4 separate regions of the Homo sapiens genome follow, and all the other regions are linked to region 1. Evidence: chromatin contacts called from ENCODE Hi-C or POLR2A ChIA-PET data. All regions are on one chromosome and are shown on one strand. The core of a region is the stretch at or near the end of the contact, and the rest is flanking DNA. Distances in the headings are between cores, read along the strand shown. Region 1 holds the start of PTBP1 (polypyrimidine tract binding protein 1). Region 2 holds the start of TMEM259 (transmembrane protein 259). Region 3 overlaps HCN2 (hyperpolarization activated cyclic nucleotide gated potassium and sodium channel 2). Region 4 holds the start of RNF126 (ring finger protein 126).

Region 1 (5,263 bases), core at 2,517-5,016:
CCTCTGCATGAGATTCGGTGGCTCTGAGGGCCTCAGATGTCCTCACTCCCCCCCCCGTTTCTCCTGCCAGGCTCAGAGTATCATTTTCAAAATGGTAACCAGCAAACCAACGTGATTCTCGCACAAAGGCAAGGTGAGCCTGTTCCTCGCTCACCCTGAATCATTCATGAAGGAGGCAGCTGGCCTGCGGGCTGGGATGGGAGACAGGAGAGGAGAAAAGACAGAGGCTGGGCCCTGCTCGCTAAATAAATCAGGTGCCCACGGGAGCCCCTGGGCGTCTTCCCGCGCTGGCGTTCTGCATATGACAGCTGACCTGTAAATTGCTGGGCCCTCAGCCATGGTTACTGTCAGGCCAGCCCAGGAAGGACACTGGTTTCAGGTGACCTGGGTGAGGTGGAGGCGGTGGGGGGGGTTCCTGGGACCAGGCCGCCATTGCAAAAACAAACGGCCTGCTTGTACCTGCTATCGCCCTCTAAGCTTCAGGTGGTGGGTGGGGCTGAGGGGCTGAGAGGTGGCCCCAAAGAAAGACAACCACATCCTAAACCCTGGAACCCGTGAACAAGGCTTCATTTGGAACACCAGTCTTTGAAGGTACCATTAAGTGTCTTGAGATGAGATCATCCTGGAGTCTGCAGGTAGACCCTAAATTCCGCGACATACATTTTATTTTTTATTTTTACTTTTTTTTTTGAGATAGCGTGTCACTCTGTTGCCCAGGCTGGAGTACAGTGGCGTAATCTAGGCTCACTGCAACCTCCGCCTCCCGCGTTCAAGTGATTCTCCCGCCTCAGTCTCCCGAGTAGCTGGGATTACAGGAGCAAACCACCACGCCCGGCAAATTTTTGTATTTTTAGTGGAAACGGGCTTTCACCATGTTGGCCAGGATAGTCTCAGGCTCTTCACCTTGTGATCCGCCTGCCTCGGCCTTCCAAAGTGCTGGGATGACAGGTGTTTATTTTCGTTTTTGTTTTTTAGAGACAGAGTTTCACTCCTGTTGCCCAGGCTGGAGTGCAATGGCGCAATCTCGGCTCACTGCAACCTCCGCCTCCCGGGTTCAAGTGATTCTCTTGCCTCAGCCTCCCAAGGAGCTGGGATTATAGGGCATGCACCACCACGCCTGGCTAATTTTTGTATTTTTGGTGGAGAGGAGGTTTCTCCATGTTGGCCAGGCTGGTCTCGAACTCTGACCTCAGGTGATCCACTCACCTCGGCCTGCCAGAGTGCTGGGATTACAGGTGTGAGCCATTGCACCCGGCCAGACACTGTCTTAAAAAAATAAAAATAAAAAAAGGTACTGGACAGGTGGCTGGTCATGTGGGGCTTGCGGGGTAAGGGATGGCCTTGGGTTTATACTTTGAGCAAGACAGGAGGCCTGGCGGGGCCACGATCAGAAGTGGGTTTTAACACGATTCCGAAGGGTTAGACTGGTGCTTGGAACCTGGTGGTCTCTACTGCTGCCAGCTGCCACTCAGACCCCCGGCCGCCCCTGCCTGTCTGCTTTCAGGGCGGGGCCCATCCCAGGCACTCCGCGAACAGACAGAAGCGGCTGGTTCTGGTGGTGTGAGGATGGGGGTCTCCAGGGGAGCAAATCCACAGTAACACACTGGGCTTCTCCCAGATCCACCGGACATTCCTGATGAGTGACCCTGGCTGCAGATGGCTCTTGGTGAGTCTCCGTTGACCGGGTGGTTCGGGCCAAAGGACCTTGCCGTGCGATGCCTCCATGGAGCTCGGCGGCCACCCCTAATCCGGGCTGGAATCCTCTGGCACCAGACGCCCGGCGGGGCTCCAAGGCTCCTGGGCCCACGCCAGGCCCCGGCCTGAAACGCAGCACTGCTGGAATAAAACACGCCAGAGAAGCAGGGCGCTAGGCTCGCCTGGATTTGGGGAAACGAGAATTGTCATGTCTTCTCCCTCCGTAGGTTGGTGTTAATGAAAAACCCCCTTTTCAGCATGGACTAAATCCCGCTAATTCTATTTAGGGAGCAGTGTCTACTCCGGGCCGGGAACTGCTCCGGTTTCCAACCGCAGCCTCCCGTGAGGGTCCCAGTGTGGAGGGCCGGGGTCATCCCCTCACTCTGGGATGGCTCCCAACCCGCTGACCTGGCCTCCCCGTCAGGCACCCTCACAGCTCTGTCAGACTCTTCATGTGATCAGCGCTCCTGGGAACATTAGTTTAGGGTGTTTTCTGCTGCTGGGATGGTGGCCCGGGAGGGACCCTCCTGGTGACCCTGCTGGGCCTGGCCCTCAGTTTCCCCAGCCGTAGGCTGGCAGCCTCGAACTGTACGAGCTCCAGGCCACAGTTTCCCCAGCTGTAGGTCAGTGGGCCAGGGACTGTAGGGGGCTCGGGCCTCAGTTTCCCCAGCTGTAGGCGGGTGGCTTGGGCCTCAGTTTCCCCACCTGTAGGCGGGCGGCCTTGGATTGTATGGAGCCCGGGCCTCAGTTTCTCCAGCTGTAGGCGGATGGCCGTGGACTGTGTGTGGCCTGGGCCTCAGTTTCCCCCGCTGTAGGCAGATGGCCGTGGACTGTGTGTGGCTTTGGCCTCAGTTTCCCCAGCTGTAGGCGGATGGCCGTGGACTGTGTGTGGCCCGGACCTCAGCTTCCCCAGCTTTAGGCGGTTGGCCGCGGACTGTGCAAAGTCCAGGCCTCAGTTTCCCCAGCTGTAAGCGGGCGGCCGCCCACTGTACAAGGTCCAGGCCTCAGTTTCCCCAGCTGTAGGTGAGAGGCCGCGGACTGTACAAGGTCCAGGCCTCAGTTTCCCCAGCTGTAGGCGGGCGGCCAAGGACTGCAAGGTCCAGGCCTCAGTTTCCCCACCTGTAGGCGGGCGGCCGCGGACTGTACAAGGTCCAGGCCTCAGTTTCCCCAGCTGTAGGTGAGAGGCCGCGGACTGTACAAGGTCCAGGCCTCAGTTTCCCCAGCTGTAGGCGGGCGGCCGCCTACTGTATAAGGTCCAGGCCTCAGTTTCCCCAGCTGTAGGCGGGCGGCCGCGGACTGTACAAGGTCCAGGCCTCAGTTTTCCCAGCTGTAGGCAGCCGGCCGCGGACTGTGCGGGGCCCGGACCTCAGTTTCCCTATCTCCGCAGTCGGGATTCGCTGTTCCGGGGCGAACAAAGAACGGTCGGGGGTGACCCCGGATCATGGCGCGCCCGCAGTATCTGTGGCCACTGTGGAAACAGCCCTGGCGTGTCCGGGACGCGACGCGGCCTTTCCCTCCCCGCGCGATCACCCAGATGTGAGCGCTCAGTTTGAATCGGACTTTTTGGCCATGTGCCCACAACCAACATGGAGCCCTGAGGGTTTCCTGCCCGACTCCAAGATGGCGATGCGACTCCCTTTGCCCTCACGGCCCAGGCGGGCGGGTCCTGCCCACTTGCAAGATGGCGGCAGCCTGGGCAAAGCACGCTTCCCGCCGCCTGACTCGCCACGTACCCACTCTCAAGATGGCGTCTCCCGCAAAGCCACGCGCCAGCTGACTGGCTCAGACGCCGTCACGTGATCCCATTTTCTCCCCCTCCCCCGACTACACAAGCCGTTTCCGCCTTCGGCCTTGAGGAATAACCGCCTCCCCCAATAGGCGCCTGCGATTTCTCTGGGTCCCGCCCCCGGGCGGCCTTCTGGCCAGTGGGAGGTGCTGGCGGGGGCCCGCGGGGCTCTCCCCGCCCCCTGGCTGCAGCGGGAGCCAATGGGCAGCGCGCGCGGGGGACGTGTGCGGGCGTCTCCGCCATTTTGTGAGTCTATAACTCGGAGCCGTTGGGTCGGTTCCTGCTATTCCGGCGCCTCCACTCCGTCCCCCGCGGGTCTGCTCTGTGTGCCATGGACGGGTGAGTCGCACGTCGCCCCGCGCCCCACCGCCCTCCCCGCGCCGCAGCCCTGCCCCCGCCGCCGCGCCGGCCTCCCCGGGGCCGATCTCGCCCCCTCTCGGGCGGGAGGGGGCGGCGGGCTCTCCCCTTCCTCTCCGCGTGGCGGGCGCGGGTGCGGGGCGGGTCAGGGGCTTCCCGGGGGTCTGGCCGCGTCCCCATCCCCCGTCCGGCCCGCTTCCGGCCCCCGCGCGCCCCGTCCCTAGCGCACGCGGCCTCCCGCGCCCCTCCCCCTCCGCGCGCGTCCCCGCACTTCGCCTTTGCCCCGCCTCGGCGGCGCGCGGCCCTTCCCGCTTCCCGTCCGGCCCTCGCGCGCCCGGATGGCCCTTCCCGCCTCCCGTCCGCTCCCCTCGTGCGCCTGCGTAGCCCGTCGCGCGTCCCCGTTGGCCCCAGCGCGCGTGCGCGGCCGCCATCGGGGGCGCGCGCCTTTCCCGCCGCCCGGACTCTGCCCCCGGCGCAGCCCCGGAAGCGCAGGCGGGGCTGGGGCGGCCGCCGGGAGGGAAAGCTGGCGCCGGGGCCTCGCCGCGGGCCCGAGTCTCTGCGCTCCCCGCCCTACCCCTGCCCCCCGTGCGCCCCGGGCCGCGGCCAAGGGGTTTCGGTGATCTCGGGAGAGAAGCGGCCGCCCCGAGGGTCTGTCCTCCGCCCCGGGGCCGGAGGGGCCTCTCCAGGGACCCCCGCGGGCGCCGTCATGGGGAGGGGCCTTCCCGGCTCTCGGGCCGGGGCAGCCTTTCCGGGCGGCTTTGCTGGGCGGGCTTCCCTTGGGAGAGGTGGGAGCCCCCTCCAGAAAGGCCGTGTCCCGCCGAGCGCTTCCTGCGCGAGGCCCTCCCTGGGAATAGGAAGCGGGAGAGGCTGGAGATGTTTCGCATTCTTTCCGTTTTCCTGAGAAGTTTTTCTTGGGTTCAGTCACTTTTAAAAGTCTGTTAAACGTGGTCCGTGCAGTCTGTGGTGTCAGAAGAGGCGCAGCCCTAGAGTGGGTCTGGACCCCTTAGCATGCGTGCGGGCAGGTGGGTCCTGCAGACGGCGAGACGAGGGCTCCCCGCTCTCGGACCCAGCACCGCGGGCTCGGGGGCCGCGCACTCGCCTCCCGGAGTGAGGCAGGAGGCCCGGAGGCTGCCCTTCCGACGGACGCTCCGAGTCACTTAGGGCCTCGCCGGGAGTTGCAGTGGCCGGGAGAAGCCGTGGGGAGCTCACTGTTGGGTCAGGACCTGGCCGGGGCTGAAGGGAGGGCCTCGGACAGTCCGGCTTTCTATCCACCTTCCCCCCGGGGTGTCCCGAGGAGGGAGAGTCGGGTCGGGCGGGGCTCGGGTTGATCAGTAACTGAGGCTGTGTTCTGGTCGGTCTGTTAATTTTTATTGACGGTTTCCACGGCCGCCTCCTGCTCTCCTCGGTGGATCGGGCTCCACTCTG
Region 2 (5,263 bases), core at 2,764-5,263, 220 kb after region 1:
GCAGGCACCACCCAGCCAGACGCAGGCTCATCCCGAGTCCCGGGTCCTCCTCCCCAAGACCTGTCTGTCATCAGCCACCCTGCAGCAGCCACCTCACCAGGCCCGGCCCTGAGCCACACGCCCAGGCAGCCTCGTCCACGCCCACAGTAACCCTCCCCAGGGAGCTCACCTGCAAATGCTCCCATGGGCCCCTGGCCACCCTCTGCCCGCAACCTGGCTCAGCCACTCGCATGCCCTGGGTGGTCCAGTCCCCTACACTCCATGACCCTGTCCCTGACCCAGGCTCCCCAGCAGGCACCCACATGCTCCAGCCCCACGGCCTTCCCACACGCTCTCCAGCTGCCTGGACACCCCACCCCATCCCACTGGCTGTGGCTCACCTCCAGGAGGCCCTGCCCACCCAGCACAGGAGTCACCCCACCCCTATGACCCTTCCTTCCTCCGGGTCAGCCCACACACGGCTGCACCCACAGGAGCACCTCCCCCAGCCTGGGGCCGTGCTCACCGCCTCCTCCAGGAAGCTTCCTGGATGTTCTGGCCGAGGCTCTCAGGGCACCCCAACACTCGGCCACTGGGTGGGCCTTTCCTTTCCTGTCTCCCCACAGACCTGGAGTGCCAGGAGCAGCCTGCCCGCTCTCTGGGTATTTGACTGACCCACAGACCGACGGACACACAAGCCCGCGGAGCCACACTCTCCTCCCAGGTGGGACACAGAGCCCTCAGCCCCAGCCAGGAAACACTACCTGGGGCTCCCCTTTGTCCACCCGGGGTGCTTCCTGCCTCCAGGCCACCGGGGCCTCTCCTTCCACTGCAGCCTCACAGTGGCCTCAATGTGACAGGTCCCCCATTCAGAGCAGGGCCCCTGGGGTCTCACATACCCCGTCTTTAATCGTCACGACCCCACAAGAGGAGCCCCATTACTCCCTGTGGCTAGGCGCGGGCCCCTGCCCATGTCCAGGGGTGCTGAGTCGAGACCCCTTCACCCTGTGGGCATCCACTTGGTGGTCACCTGGGTCCAGAGCCCAACCGCACAGGTGCAGGCACCCAGTGCCCCAAGATGGACAGTCTCTGCCACACTGGGCTCAGGGCCATGAAGGCCAGCAGAGGTGGATACTGAGGCTGGATGGAGGTCTCCCGAGGGCCCCTGGAACACAGGCCCCTGCCGCCTCCTCTCTCCCCAGCACCTGGCACTGCCTGGCATTTCCTAAAGCCACCCAGGCATGGATGAGGGACCGGGGGGCTCCATGCTGGCTCAGAGCTGGGAGATCCTGGCATTTCCTAAAGCCACCCAGGCATGGGTGAGAGCTGGGGGACTCCATGCCAGCTCAGGGCTGGGAGCTCAGCTGCACAGATGCCACAGGATGAAGCCACCTTGAAGGGATCATACCAGGGAGGACCTGGCTCTCTGCAGGGAGACCCCCGGAAGCCAGGCAGGCAGGAAGCAGAGGAGCCTTCTGGAACTCAAGGCAGCCTCTGAAATCAGGCAGTTCCAGCCTGCACTTTGCAGATAAGTAAAAGTGAAGGCAGCAGGGTCAGATTCTGTGCCACCAGATTACCGGGTGGAAAATTCACAAAGAACAGATTTCCCCACCCAGGCCAGGCATGGTGGCTCACGCCTGTAATCCCAGCCTTTTGGGAGGCCGAGGCGGGCAGATCACCTGAAATCAGCAGTTTGAGACCAGCCTAGCCAACATGGCAAAACCCAGTCTCTACTAAAAAGACAAAAAAATTAGCCGGTTGTGATGGTGGGCACCGGTAATCCTAGCTACTCCGCAGGCTGAGGCAGAAGAATTGCTTGAACCCAGGAGGTGGAGTTTGCAGTGAGCCGAGATCAAACCACTGCACTCCAGCCTGGGTGACAGAGCAAGACTCCATCTCAAAAAAAAAAAAAAAAAAATTCACCACCCAGAGATCTCACAGTCCAAAGCCCTCTGCTGAGAGAGGAGGGATTGGGGTTACTGAGAACCTCCCAAGAGTCTCCACCCTACACAGAAGACGGGGAACTCCAGCTCTGGCCCAGCCCCATCTGACCACCTGTGAGTGGTATTGGCCTGGAGATGGAGCCGGGTAGGCTTGATCCCTTTCCAAACCGGGACATGGTGGGACCAGGGCCCAGGCGACAGGGATGCACCTCCCAAGGAGGCTGAGCTCCGTCGGGGGAACCTGGCCTGGCACCCAGCACACACCCTCCACAAGCCTAAGGACACAGTGGCTCCATCCTGTTCCCAGGCTACTCCATGGAAGGAAAACCCACGTCCACAGACCAGCCTCCGTCCACAGTTTCAGGCCCCGTCTGTGGACCCCAGAGCCGGGAAAGGCCGCCTGCCTGCGTAACCCTTCACAGCCCTGCTCAGGTGCCTACTGAGGCGACCATGCCACTCTGGGGGGCTGCAGGGAGGAAGGTGGGAAGGATGATGGGCTGAGCTCTGGCCTGGGGAGGCACGGATCTGGAGGCTGGGGGGCCTTCCGTGAAGTGGCAGCAGGCTGGGACCCACACCCAGGTCCGCAGGACGGCCAAGGTCCAGCTCCACTTGCCGAGCCCAAAAAAGCAGCCAGCTCCTGACCAACCTGTGTCAGGCTGGGAACTTGCCCACGATCGCAGCCTGGCCCGCCAGCATCGGACCCCTCTTTGCAGGCTAGATCCAAAAAGCTCACGGCGCAACTTCAGCAGCCCCCAAGCCCCGGCGCGGCGGTGTTCTGATGCAGAACGAAAACGGCCACGTCCCCATTTCGCCAGGTGGCCCAGGACCCCGGCCAGCTTGTTTTCTGAGGGGCTGCAGCTGCTACTGAGCCCCTCTTGTCACCCAAGCAAGACTCCTTCTCAGAGGGAGTCAGGCCGATGCCTGTCCTGCACGGCTGAGACCTCTGCCATCTGAGGAGGGCGGGAGGGGGACAGAGCCCAAGACGCGGAGGCCGGTGCCTCATAGGGGAGGCACGGGCGACAGACCCACAACCTGAGCTCCTGAAGCAGGAAGGGAGTGGGGACCCAGCGGAGGAAGAGGCCGGGGATGGGGTGGTACGCTGCTGCCGGTGACTTTGCCGCTAACCCTAGCGAGGTGACCTCAGCTAAGTCACATTCCCCTGAGGCTCAGGAGCGGGGAACGCAGCTGAAAGGCTACAAGGAGGGAGAGAGGGGAGTGGGGAGTCGACTTCCAGGACAGGGGTTGGTCCGAGGGAGACCTGCGTCAGGCTGGGTTCTGGGCCAGCACATTGGGAGGGGAGAGAGGCCTCGGAACTGAGGGTCTCAGGCGGCACAGTCAGGGGTCAAAGGGCGGGAGGTGCTACCTCGCAGGCCAGGACCGGACTCCAAGCCTGGGTAGGTGGGGACCTGGGAAAGGCGGTCGCCGGGGACAGGATGGGCCCTGGAGGGAGCTGACAGTGAGGTTTCCAGAGTAGAGAACAGCGGCTTCTAGTGCAGCGGGATCCGGCCTTCCCGGGTGGACGTCCCCGGGCGGGATGGGGTCACGAGACGGTGTCCCTGGCCAATCCCAGGGTCAGAGGTCGCGAGGGAGAGCCCTAATCGGTAGGGCCGGGTATAGGCCTCAGGGTGCAGGGTGGCGCTCGCTGTCCCCAGCGGGGCCAGGGGTCGCGGTCGGAGGTAGCAGACTTGGGGGTCGGGACAGCCGCTGGGGTCAAGGGTCGGGGGTCGGGGCCGCGGTCACCTTGAGCAGCACGAAGAACTCGAAGAGACGGCGGAAGGCGGGCGGGAAGAGCCGCGAATAGGTGACAGCCATCTTGAAGAACAGCGCGTGGAAGAGCCGGTCGCGCACGTTGATGAGGGGGTTGGGGTTGAGATTGGGGGTGCGAGGCCCGCGCGCGGGGGCCGGGCCGCCGCCGCCGCCGTTGGGCCCGGGCCCCGGAGCTGCGGGCTCCACGTGCTCCGACATGCCTCCCAGCGTCGCGCCCTAACGACCCGCAAGTGTCCGAGGGCGCCTCCCGGCCGCCATCGGCCGCCCTCGCAGCCGCCGCTCTCCTCACGGCCTCCCGGCCGCCGCCGCCATCTTCCGCTTTCTCGTCCGGCTGCGGCGCTGCTGACGCTAGCGAGTCGCCACGCCGGGCAAGAGCGGCCCCCCTGCGCCCGCAGAGAACGCTGGGATGCCAGCGGCGCCCGCGGAGGCCTCACCCCCTACCTCGGCCGCTCCAGGGGGCGGGCCTGCATCTGGGCCACCTCTTTTGCATATTGGCACCCACAATCCACCGCGGCTATGAGGCCAGTATAAGGCGGTAAAATTACGATAAGATATGGGATTTTACGTGATCGAAGACATCAAAGTAAGCGTAAGCACGAAAGTTGTTCTGCAACATACCACTGTAGGAAATTATGCTAAATATGAAACCGACCATAAGTTATCCTAACCAAAAGATGATTTGATTGAAGGGCTTAAAATAGGTGTGACAGTAACCCTTGAGTCGTGCTCGCTTCGGCAGCACATATACTAAAATTGGAACGATACAGAGAAGATTAGCATGGCCCCTGCGCAAGGATGACACGCAAATTCGTGAAGCGTTCCATATTTTTGCTGTAGTCTACAGCTCGTCACCTCGTTTGGCTTCTCTTGCCCGGATCCTGCCATGACGTCACAGGGCCAGTAACGTCATAGTCTTCCCGTGTCCATCTCCTGTGGCGCCACTAAGGTTGGCGGTAGAACAATCTGGCAGTCTCTACTCCTGCGTGGCGCTGTGCCACCTGCCCCCGTAGCTTCGCGCAGCAATGAATAAATAAGTGCTCTTCAGGGGCACTTACTGAGTGCCGGCTGCGTACACAAGAGGATACTATGGTTTTTGGGTTTTTTGGTTGTTTGTTTGAGATGGATTCTCGCTCTGTCGCCCAGGCTGGAGCGCAGAAGCGCGATCTCGGCTCTCTGCAACCCCCGCCTCCCGGGTTCAAGCCATTCTCCTGCCTCAGCCTCCCAAGTAGCTGGGATTACAGGCATGCGCCACCACTCCAGGCTAATTTTATATTTTTAGTAGAGACGGTTTCTCCATGTTGGTCAGGCTGGTCTCGAACTCCTAACTTTAGGTGATTTGCCCGCCTAGGCCTCCCAAAGTGCTGGGATTACAGGTGTGACCCACCAAGCCCGCCAAAAAAAAGTTTTGTGTTGTTTTTTTTTTTTGAGACGCAGTCTCACTCTGTCGCCCAGGCTGGAGTGCAGTGGCGTGATCTCGGCTCACTGCAACCTCCGCCTCTTGGGTTCAAGCAATTCTCTGCCTCAGCCTCCTGAATAGCTGGGATTGCAGGCTTCCGCCACCACACCCGGCTATT
Region 3 (5,263 bases), core at 1,472-3,971, 190 kb before region 1:
GAGCCCAGAAGTTGAGGCTGCAGTGAGCCATGATTGCACCACTGCACTCCAGCCTGGGTCACAGAGCAAGACCTGATCTCTAACAACTAAAGAAAAATTTACAACATGGCCCTGAATTGGGAAAGTGGTATCACCATGCCAAAGAAATAATAAATGGGCCAGGCATGGCTGCTCATGCCTGTAATCCCAGCACTTTGGGAGGCTGAGGCAGGCGGATCACCTGAGGTCAGGAGTTTGAGACCAGCCTGACCAACATGCTGAAACCCCGTCTCTACTAAAAATAAAAAATTAGCCAGGCGTGGTGGCGCGCACCTGTAATTCCAGCTACTGTAGAGGCTGAGGCAGGAGAATCGCTTGAACCCGGGAGCAGAGGTTGCAGCGAGCTGAGATCACACCATTGCACTCCAGCCTGGGCAACAGAGCCAGACTTTGTCTCAAAAAAAATAAATAAAAATAAGTAAAAGCAAAAGGAAGAGGCCGGGCGCGGTGGCTCACGCCTGTAATCCCAGCACTTTGGGAGGCCGAGGTGGGGCTGATCACCTGAGGTCAGGAGTTTGAGACCAGCCTGACCAACATGGAGAAACCCCGTCTCTACTAAAAATACAAAACTAGCTTGGCGTGGTGGCGCATGCCTGTAATCCCAGCTACTTGAGAGGCCAAGGCAGGAGAATCGCTTGAACCCGGGAGCGGAGGCTGCCGTGAGCCAAGATCGTGCCACTGCACTCCAGCCTGGGCGACAAGAGCGAAACTCCGTCAAAAAAGAAGGAATAATAAATGAAGTTAGGTCCCAGATACTCCTTGCTTCCTAGCTGAGATGTGCTGACTGTTAAGAAGGGTTAGTTATGGGAGCCCTCGGCCGCTACAGTCAGGTTAGTGGCCAGTGAGCCTTTGTCCCTGCCTGGGGAGTGCTGTGCCCCAGCGTCCAGCCACATATGGGACTTGGGATGTGTTTGGTTTGGACACAGAGCAGGTGGGCATTGATGGGGTCAGGAGCTACAGAGGGAAGACCCGCCAGTGCCCCTCCCCAGAGCCTGGCACAGCTGCCCAGGCTGAGGCAGCCCATTGTCTGGCTGCCACCCGCACATGCGGTCCCATTTCCTGAACAGAGCCCCGCGGCTCCCCTTTCCCGGCCGGGTCAGCTGAGGACTTGGTGCGGCAGGACCTCCTGGGCCGGCCTGGTGTCTCTGCCCGCCCTGCCCCTCTGCTCTGGCCCAGATGCTCCCTGGAACTTTTGCCCCCTCTTGACCTCACAGATGCTCTGATCTCAGAGGCTGCAAAAGGCGGGACCCAGACTCTCGCCCTTGGGGTCTCAGTTTCCCCAGGAGTGAAGCGGGCAGGTAGAATCAGCCCTGGCCCTCCTGCCAACTCACTGTGACAAGTGTGCAAACCATGTCATCTACCTGGGTCTCCATTTCTCTTGGTTACCTCTGAACATGGGGAGCTCACCACCTCCAGTGCTTGGCAGAGGGTGGGCGCTGGGCCCTTGAGGACCGAGGGCTCCTGGGGCGTGAGCACCTGCCCACCACCGCCCCTCCTGCTGGCCTTGCAGAACCACTCGTGGAGTGAACTGTACTCCTTCGCACTCTTCAAGGCCATGAGCCACATGCTGTGCATCGGGTACGGCCGGCAGGCGCCCGAGAGCATGACGGACATCTGGCTGACCATGCTCAGCATGATTGTGGGTGCCACCTGCTACGCCATGTTCATCGGCCACGCCACTGCCCTCATCCAGTCGCTGGACTCCTCGCGGCGCCAGTACCAGGAGAAGGTCTGAGGGAGGCGGGCCCCGGCCTGGGTTCTGATGGGGGAGGCGGGCCTGGATCTGGGGTCTGAGAGAGAGTCAGGCCAGGCCCTGGGGTCTGATGGAGGGAGGCAGGCCCGGTCCTGGGGTCTGAGGCTGGAGGGAGGCCTTGCCCTGGGGTCTGAGGGCGGAGGTAGTCCTTGTCCCGGGGTCTGAGGGGAGGGGCGGGCCCGGCCCCGGGGTCTGAGGGGAGAGGCAGTCTCAGCCCTTCACTCAGCTTCAAGTGGCGCGCTCAGGGCAGAGACCGCGTGATGGGGAGCAGGGGACCCTGGGGGTCTGTGGCTGTGATTAGGAGGAGAAACGGCCGGTGGTGAGAGGTTCTCTGACCCTGTGACAGGGAGGGAGGTCCAGAGCCTGGAGATGGACGTGGGGCGGGGGCTGGGGAGGGGATGCAGGCTGGGCAGGAAGGGGTGAGTTGGGATCAGGGCAGGACAGGGTCAGTCTTTGGACATCGGGAAGCCCCCGGGCTGAAGGGGCATTGCCAGGAGGCTGGGCCCACCTGGGGGTCTCTAGGCCGGCTCAGGATGGGGCTGGGTTAGGGAAGGGCCTGGCGGGGTCTGAGAGGCCTGGGGTTGCTTCAGGACACGCCGGTGGCCGGCAGTCAGGGCCAGGCTTCAGGGAGAGCAAGGCTGCCCCACTGCTCAGATGCGGCCTCTGGCCTGCAGCGTCCATTGGGTTAATCCTAGGCTTGGCAGTGGAGGGGACACGGGGGAGCTGGGAGGGGTGGAGGGAGATTAGGATTGGCCCCATTGGCAGCCCCTGGAGTTGGGCCTCATGCACCACTCTGTGCCTCAGTTTCCCCATGTTAGGCGGCTGGCTGGTCCTGGCTGGGAGCCAAGTGCCCCCCTCTCCCGCGCCCCGAGCAGTGGCTGGCTGGGTCAGCTGGGCCCCGTGCCAGGCGCCCTGCTGTCCGGAAGCCACGGGCCTCACACCCAAACATAAGCTGGTGCCACCACCCGCCCGCCGTCACGGGTTCCGCTGAGCTCAGGGCAGCTGCGGCCGGGCGGGGCTGGGGCGGAAGTGAGGCTGGAGCTGCCGGGGGGCACCGTCCTGGGGACAGCAGGGCCTGGCACCCCCGCCCAGCACCCACGCTCCCTTCCCTGCTCAGGAGGGGCTGACCCGATGGTTTCTGGAAAGATCATCAGGGAAGGGCCAGAGCCCCCGGGAAGGGGGTCCTGTGTGTCAGGGTACCTGGGGCCTCTCCTCGTAGAGTCAGGTGCCCACCCATTCCTCAGGGATAGGGTTGCTAGATAAAGTTCAGGGCACCCGGCCTGGTGCAGTGGCTCCTGCCTGTAATCCCGGCACTCTGGGAGGCCGAGACAGGCCGATCGCCTGAGGTCAGGAGTTTAAGACCAGCCTGAGCAACACGGCGAGACCTCATCGCTACAAAAAATTAAAAAATTAGCAGGGCAGGGTGGTGCACACCTGTAATCCCCACTACTCAGGAGGCCGAGGTGGGAGGATCCCTTGAGCCCAGGAGTTCAAGACCAGCCTGTGCAATATGGCGAGACCTCATCTCCACAAAAAATAAAAGAATCAGCCAGGCGTGGTGGCGCACACCTGCAGTCCCTGCTACTCAGGAGGCTGAGGTGGGAGGATTGCTTGAGCCCATAGGCGGAGGCTGCAGTGAGCTGTGATTGCACCACTGCACTCCAGCGTGGGCCACAGAGCGAGACAGTGTCTCAGAAAAAAAAAATGGAATTTATCATTGAAACGAATTCAACTTTGATTTAAATAGAAGCATGTTTATTTGCTCTTGTTGAATCTGGCCGCCCCTGTGTGTGGCGGAGGCCTGTCTCCCCGCTGTGGGCGGGGGCTTTGTCTGACCCAGCCCTGACCCCCCACAGTACAAGCAGGTGTGAAGGCCTATCTCCCCGCCACAGGCCGGGGGGCTGTCTGACCCACAAGCAGGTGCCCGTGTGCCCGCTGCAGGCTGGGGGCGGTGTCTGACCCAGCCTCGCCTCCCCACAGTACAAGCAGGTGCCCCTGTGCCCGCTGCAGGCCGGGGGCGGTGTCTGACCCAGCCTCGCCTCCTCCCCACAGTACAAGCAGGTGGAGCAGTACATGTCCTTCCACAAGCTGCCAGCTGACTTCCGCCAGAAGATCCACGACTACTATGAGCACCGTTACCAGGGCAAGATGTTTGACGAGGACAGCATCCTGGGCGAGCTCAACGGGCCCCTGCGGGAGGTGAGGCGGGCGCCGGGCGGGCGGGAGGCAGCCTCCGGTACAGGGCCGGCCTCCCTCTCCTGGAGCCCAGGAGCCGGTCCCTGAGGGAGGCGAGGTGCCTAGGCTGCAGCAGGAGGGACTCGAGCTAGACCTGCGTACACACCCTCCCCTCCCCGCCCCGTGAGCCTCTGCACCCCCAGGACCCCCGCCACCCCCGCCTTGCTTCCCGCTGCCCCCTTAGCAGAACTGCCTGGGTCTGTGCCTGACAGGGCGGGGCAGAAGCAGGGCAGGGGGTGGGGAGGGAGGAGCCGCAGAGGCCCCGCTGAGCACCAGGTCCTGGGGGCACTGAGGCTGATTGGAGCGGGTTTAACTCCCAGCTCTGTTCCGGTAGCCTGAGTGACCCTGGGCAAGTTTCCCAGGGTTGCGGGAACAAATACCCACAGGCTGAGTGGCTTGAACAGCGGAGATTCGGCCTCCCACCGTCCTGGAGGCCGGAAGCCCAACATCAAGGCGTGGGCCGGGCCGTGCTACCCCCCCGGAGCCCCTGGGGAGGATCCTTCCTGCCTCTTCCGGCGTCTGGGGCTCCAGGCGCCCTTGGCTTGCAGATTGATCTCCCTGATCTCTGCCTCCATCTGCTCACAGCCTTCTCCCCTGTGTGTCTCTGTCTCTTCTTGTAAATTCATCCGTCGTTGGATCAGGGCCCACCCGGTTCCTCGTGGCCTCGCCTTAACTGGGCCATGTCTGCAGAGACCCTATTTCCACATAAGGTCCTATTCACAGGAACCGGGGGTCAGGATGTCAGCCTGTCTTTCTGGGAGATGTAGTTCAACCCACAACACACATCAAACAGTTATTGAGCGCCGACTGCGTGCCCTGCCGTGTGCTTGAAGGTCCCACCCTCAGGAAGCGGGGCCTAGGGATGGCGGCCGTGATCACGCAGGCAGCAGAGAGCAGCTCTGGGAAGCGGGGAGGGACGAGGACGGGGAGGCGACATCAGCAAGGCCGTGTGTGAGCCAGGCAGGGTGTCCCCGGTGTAGCACCTGGCTCGGGCAGAGGCCCCGAGGAGGGGCTGGAGGAGCTGGGCGAGGAGGCGGGCAGGACGGGCCTGACACTAGGGACCTCGGGCCCCGGGAATGCCTCTGGGGGGGCGTGTACACCCGTTGCTCCCAGGAGGCACACACTGCGGTTCGCTTCGCCAAGAATGTTTAATTGCATTTGATGACTACGGTTTCCATTCATTCATTTGTAGAGATATAACACTCAGACCACAAAATGCATAAAATGCGGTGGCTT
Region 4 (5,263 bases), core at 856-3,355, 130 kb before region 1:
CAGGAAGGCCCTCCCCAGGCCCAGTGACAGTCGGAGGAGGTCAAGGTCCTCCGTGTCCAAGGCCACGGGGCGAGGAAGTGGCTCCACCACACCAGGATCCAGTCCTGTGCGGGCTCTAGGAGCAGCTAAATGTGCAGCCGAGTCAAGGCAGTGTCGGCCCCCCACAGCCACCACTCCAGGCTTCCCAGGGGCTTCCCAGGCCTGTCCCAGGGCTCAAGGGGCTGCAAGGGGCTGCCCTGCAACTCACCCAGGCTGGCGGGCTGTCAGGCAACCAGCCTCTCCTGCCACGGCCAGTGGGGACAGAAAGCTGGAAGAGGCAAGAGCGAGACCCCTGGGAGACAGAGGAGTAAGGCAAGGCTCAGTCTCAGCTCCCCAACCTTCGCCCCACACCCGAGATTTCACTTTATTTGTTCCTCCTGCTGGGGAGGGGAAGCCCTGTGGCTTCAGTAGAGAGGAAACCACACCTCTCTCTTTCCACTCCTGGGCCTGGCCCCGCTCTCCCGCCATGCCCCAACTCTAGCACTCGCTCCTCCTCTGTGACCCAGAGACAGGCGGCTTCTCCTGACTCCCTCCAGCCCCTTCCTGGGTCTCTACTCCCGGGGAACTGCACTGCTTCTGGGGGGCTTGGACTTCTCTTACGGGTCAAAGCGTAGCAACAGCCGGGCGGCTACGTACACAGCACAGTAAATCCTCAATGCCTGCAGCCTCTTCCCCTGGGCACAGGGTGGGGAGTCCAGACCCCTCCACCTCCTGCGGCTGCTCCCCTCAAGCTGGCCAAGCGGCTCCCGACTGAGCCGGCTCTGCCACTTTCCCGCTGAGCCACCACGCGCCTCAGTTTCCCCATCTATAAAGCACGGGTGGCTCGACTAAATCACCACTTTGCACGTCAGCCTGGCGAAGGGCAACACGGGTTAAAAATGCAGACCACCGCCGGGCACGGTGGCTCACACCTGTAATCCCAGCGTTTTGGGAGGCTGAGCCAGAAGAATCGCTTGAGCCCAGGAGTTCAAGACCAGCCTGGGCAACACAGGGAGACCCCATTCCTAAAAATAATATTAGAAATGCAGACTGCTGAGCGCATTCCACACCTACTGACTCCGAAACCCTGGAAAAGGGGCCTGGAAATAGCACCTTCAACGAGCGCTGCTCCCACCTCCCCCAAGGTGACATCAGGTCCGCGTGGGAAACACTGCCCTAAACGAGCAGGAAGTAGCACTCGGCACGCCCAGGCCCAGGGTCCTCTTCGGTGAGGGGCGGCTGTAAACACCTGGAGGAAGGGTGGGCTGCGCAGCCAAGCCCCGGGAGGGGAGGAACGCAGGCTCTGCTCACAAAGCCCCGCCGGCGGGCCGCGGTCGGACCCCGGGACAGTGCCTGGGGCGTTCCGGGCCTGGGCCTGCCTCCAAGGCGGCGGCCAGGGCTCCACGAGGCGAGCCTGCAGCGAGGCGCCGGCGCCCCCAACCACGCGCTCGGCGGGGGTCCCCTGGCGTTATTCTCGGGGTCCGAGCCCCGCCAGGCCCAGCCCCTGCCCCGCGCCGCGCCACCGGGCAATACCCTCTCTCTGCTCGCCGGGCCTCAGTTTCTCCGTTTGCAAAACCAGGCTCACCGGGCTTAGGGATCCCACCTGGGATCCTCGCGGCCTCTCGGGTCGGGAACGCCGCGGATGTGGGGTCACCCGGCCGCGATCCCGCTGCGCCGCTCCGGCCAGGCCCTGCCTCCCGCCCGGGCCTCAGTCTCCCGCATGTACAGGACGGGGTTCGCGCGCGCACCGCCCGGGCTCCCCGCGGATTCAGCCTGGGCCGGCGCTGCCCCGAGCCTCAGTTTTCCCGTCGTGGTCAGCTCGCGCAAGAGGCGGGCGCAAGCGACCCCCACCCCGGCCCCGGCCTTGCCTCAGGCCTGCGGCGCAGACCCTGCCGCCCGCCGCCCCGGCCCGGGCCTCACCGGCAGGCGCGGGACGATCTCCACGGAGCAGCAGTGGCAGAAGTACCGTCCGGGATGCGGCGACGCCTCGGCCATGGCCGCCGCCACCTACTCCGCGCCGCCCGCCCCCCGCGCGGCACCCGCCGCCGGCCGTTTGCTGCTCCCTCGCCGGCCGACGCGCCCGCGCACGCTCACGCACGGCACGCACGGCACGCGGGGCGGAGCGGGGGCGCGGGAGCGGCGAAAGCTGCGTACTCGGCGGGCAGCGGCCCGGGCGACGGTGGCCGCTGAGAGACAAACTAGGCCCGGCCGTTGGGCGGGGCTCCAAGCGGGGGCGGGGCTTCCGGCGGGGGCGGGGCCAAAGCAGGCGGCGGAAGAGACGAGAAGCGGGGCGTGCGCGGGGCGGGGCCGAGGCCCTCCTCCCCTCCCGAAGCTGCCCAGGCCTTCGTGTCCCTCAGTGCTTCCCTACCTCATCGCCGTCTCCCCTCACGGTACTTCAGCCCACTGTCCCCACCGTTCCTGGGGCTCGCCAGGCGCCCTCTCCCCCGCCCGCTGCCCGGTGCAGCGCTCTCCCGACGCCCGCGTGGCTTTCTTCCAGGTCTTTGCTCAAATGTCAGCTTACAAGGTCTTCTCTGCTGCCCTCCTGCTCCGTGGCACTGATTCCCTCCCGATGCACTGTCAGGTCAGCTGCGCAGCAAAGGGATTTTTGGACCCGCAGCAGCGCCTGACACACAGCAGGCATTCCCTCAGCGCTGCGGAATACAGGCAGACCCGGGGCTCAGGGCGCTGTCTGGGCCTCACTGGGACCCGTGGGGTCAGACAGAGGCTGAGGTCTGTGGGTTGTGGCCTTGTTTCCAAGATGCTCCACGGGCTGACGGCCCAGGCGCCTCTCGGGTGCGGAGAAGGCAGGAAACCTAACCCCTGCTTCCAAATTTAATCAGTAGAAACGGTATCATCACCCAGCACAGGCCAGGATCATTTCTGAGGTTAGTTCTGGCCCAATCATGCATGCATTTCTTTTTTCTTTTTTTTTTTGAGACGGAGTCTCACTCTGTCACCCAGGCTGGGGTGCAATGGCCCGATCTCGGCTCACTGCAACCTCCGCCTGCCGAGGGTTCAAGCGATTCTCCCGCCTCAGCCTCTCGAGTAGCTAGGACTAGAGGCACCCGCCACCACACCGGCTAATTTTTGTATTTTTAGTAGAAACGGGGTTTCACTATATTTGGCCAGGCTGGTCTTGAACTCCTGACCTCGTGATCCGCCCGCCTCGGCCTCCCAAAGTGCTGGGATTACAGGCATGAGCCACCGCGCCCGGCCTCATGCGTGTATTTCTTTCTTCACTCAACACTCATTGAGCAACTACTGCACACCAGACCCTATGCTGAATGCACGCAGATACCCCCAGTCCCATGAGATTGGACAGGAGCGTGGAACTCAAGGGTGACTCTGGCTCTGCCTGGGGAAAGAGAGAGAGGGCTTCCGAGGGGTAAGGACATTGGAACCAGGGCTGAGGGATGAATAGGATTTGGTTGGAGTTGGACTTCCTGCAAAATGAGGCATTGGAGCGAGACTGTTGAGGAATTAAGAGTTGGAGCCTGTGCATTTAGATTTTTTGTTTGTTTGTTTGTTTTTTAGAGATGGAGTCTGGCTCTGTTGCCCAGGCTGCAGTGCAATGGCGCAATCTCGGTTCACTGTAACCTCCGCCTCCCGGGTTCAAGTGATTCTCCTGCCTCAGGCTCCCGAGTTGCTGGGATTACAGGCTGGGCACCACCACGCCCGCCTAATTTTTGTATTTTTAGTAGACGGGGTTTCACTATGTTGGCCAGGCTGGTCTCAAACTCCTGACCTCAGGTGATCCGCCCGCCTCGGCCTGCCATAGTGCTGGGATTACAGGCGTAAGCCACCGCGCCCGGCCTGCATTTAGGGTTTTGAATGTCCAGAGGTTGGGGACAGGGGCTTCAGCCTCCTTCCAGTCGTCTTTGCAGCAGCGCGAATCCAGTCATTCCTGCTCTGACCACCAGAGAGCGCACGGGCCCCGTCCCTGGGAATCCAGGAAAACCCCAGGCTGGGGAGGGGCGAGGCTTGCCAGACGCAGCCCCTGCACCAGCCTTCACGCTCCGCAAGTGCAGGAGGAGCAGCAGGCCTGGTTCAAACGACGCCAAACCACGAACTGGCTGTGTGTCCCTAGGCAAGTGGCCTAACCTCTGAGAAGGCGGCAGAACCTGACGGTTTTCCGTTGGCTCGGAGCAGACATGAGGACCGCTGGCACCTCCTCAGCCCTCTCTGTGCTCTGCTGCCTGCCCCGAGTCACCTGCCCCTCGCTGACCCCTCCCCAGCCTCACTGGCCCCCTTGGGTGGGCTAAGCAGGTTCCCACCTCTGGGCCTTGCAAGGCTGTGCCCTTCCCCAAGTCCCCTCTCCTTCCCCTGCTTTTTTTTTTTTTTTTTTTTTTTTTTGAGATGGAGTCTCACTCTGTTGCCCAGGCTGGAGTGCAATGGTGCGATCTCAGCTCACTGCAACCTCCGCCTCCAGGGGTCAAGCGATTCTCCTGCCTCAGCCTCCCGAGTAGCTGGGATCACAGGCATGCGCCACCACGCCCGGCTAATTTTTGTATTTTTAGTAGAGCTGGGGTTTCGCCATGTTGGCCAGGCTGGTCTCGAACTCCTGACCTCAGGTGATCCGCCCACCTCGGCGTCCCAAAGTGCTGGGATGACAGGCGTGAGCCACCGCGCCCGGCCCTTTCCCCTGGTTTTTAGGAGGCTGCCCCATCCACCACTGCACCCCACTTCTCAGAGCCCCCTTTCCATCCCCCACAGCCATCCTCACATCTGTGGGTTATTAATGGCGTCTCCCCATATGTGAGGCCAATACCCAGCGCACCAGTAGGTGTTCAGTAGATTCCCAAATGCACCAACAGTTGCCGAGTGTCTACTGTGTGCTGGGCTCAAGCAGGTGCTGGAAACACAGTGGGAATGAGAAGGAACGTAGGGATTTTGTATCAAACTAAGCAGGGCGAGGTGGCTCACGCCTGAGACCAGGAGTTCAAAACCATCCTGAGCAACATAGTGAGACCCTGTCTCTACAAAAATAGAATTAGGCCGGGGACAGTGGCTCATGCCTGTAATCCCAGCACCTTGAGAGGCTGAGGCAGGAGGATCACTTGAGTCCAGGAGTTGAAGACCAGCCTGGGCTACATGGTGAAACCGTGTCTCTACTAAAAATACAAAAATTAGCCAGGTGTGGTGGCGGGCACCTGTGATCCCACCTACTCAGGAGGCTGAGACAGAAGGATCACTTGAGCAGGAGGCAGAGGTTGCAGTGAGCTGAGATCGGACCACTGCACTCCAG

The links. A loop is a pair of places that touch in the nucleus more often than their neighbours do. ChIA-PET counts read pairs that join two places held with the same protein, here RNA polymerase II (POLR2A). Pooled maps may share reads with other maps.
Region 2: a map of HCT116 shows a loop between it and region 1 (28-fold over the local background). The contact joins the promoter of TMEM259 here to the promoter of PTBP1 in region 1. A Hi-C loop is called at or near these places in 5 of 168 maps with a recorded cell type or tissue (CD4-positive, alpha-beta memory T cell, CD8-positive, alpha-beta T cell, HCT116 and 1 more), 26 of 37 single-sample maps with no recorded cell type and 23 of 50 pooled maps. POLR2A ChIA-PET finds 5 or more read pairs at or near these places in 9 of 52 experiments (BJ, GM10248, H1 and 5 more).
Region 3: a pooled map shows a loop between it and region 1 (17-fold over the local background). The contact joins the enhancer-like site here to the promoter of PTBP1 in region 1. A Hi-C loop is called at or near these places in 8 of 50 pooled maps. POLR2A ChIA-PET finds 5 or more read pairs at or near these places in 4 of 52 experiments (A549, H1, activated B cell and 1 more).
Region 4: a loop to region 1 is called in a map of CD8-positive, alpha-beta T cell, with 26 times the contacts of the local background. The contact joins the promoter of RNF126 here to the promoter of PTBP1 in region 1. A Hi-C loop is called at or near these places in 23 of 168 maps with a recorded cell type or tissue (CD14-positive monocyte, CD4-positive, alpha-beta T cell, CD4-positive, alpha-beta memory T cell and 15 more), 34 of 37 single-sample maps with no recorded cell type and 34 of 50 pooled maps. POLR2A ChIA-PET finds 5 or more read pairs at or near these places in 14 of 52 experiments (A673, CD4-positive, alpha-beta memory T cell, CD8-positive, alpha-beta T cell and 11 more).

What each region holds. Positions count from the first base shown.
Region 1 is chr19:793,686-798,948 of GRCh38, forward strand. PTBP1 (polypyrimidine tract binding protein 1) reads left to right here and starts at 3,767. Exons shown (of 15, transcript NM_002819.5): 1 at 3,767-3,820. The coding sequence starts at 3,813. RefSeq lists enhancers at 2,886-3,521, 3,174-3,513, 3,720-4,605, 4,606-5,263 and silencers at 3,426-3,780, 3,544-3,893, 3,904-4,083, 4,154-4,463.
Region 2 is chr19:1,017,110-1,022,372 of GRCh38, forward strand. TMEM259 (transmembrane protein 259) reads right to left here and starts at 4,014. Exons shown (of 11, transcript NM_001033026.2): 1 at 3,663-4,014. The coding sequence starts at 3,887. RNU6-2 (RNA, U6 small nuclear 2) reads left to right here and starts at 4,413; the gene lies at 4,413-4,519. RefSeq lists silencers at 1,298-1,517, 3,776-3,835, 3,866-3,935, 4,096-4,205 and an enhancer at 1,901-2,500.
Region 3 is chr19:606,415-611,677 of GRCh38, forward strand. It overlaps HCN2 (hyperpolarization activated cyclic nucleotide gated potassium and sodium channel 2), which reads left to right. Exons shown (of 8, transcript NM_001194.4): 4 at 1,550-1,768; 5 at 3,845-3,991. It overlaps LOC107987266 (a long non-coding RNA gene), which reads right to left. Exons shown (of 2, transcript XR_001753828.2): 2 at 3,526-4,740. Among named protein-coding and RNA genes, the nearest start is that of HCN2, 19 kb to the left of the region's middle. RefSeq lists an enhancer at 4,496-4,805. Within about 2 kb of position 2,722, at least 5 of the 41 ENCODE cell types and tissues checked have a DNase peak (open chromatin) inside an H3K27ac peak, as active enhancers do.
Region 4 is chr19:661,109-666,371 of GRCh38, forward strand. RNF126 (ring finger protein 126) reads right to left here and starts at 2,106. Exons shown (of 9, transcript NM_194460.3): 1 at 1,939-2,106. The coding sequence starts at 2,013. RefSeq lists enhancers at 493-582, 723-782, 1,073-1,122 and silencers at 1,173-1,462, 1,953-2,432.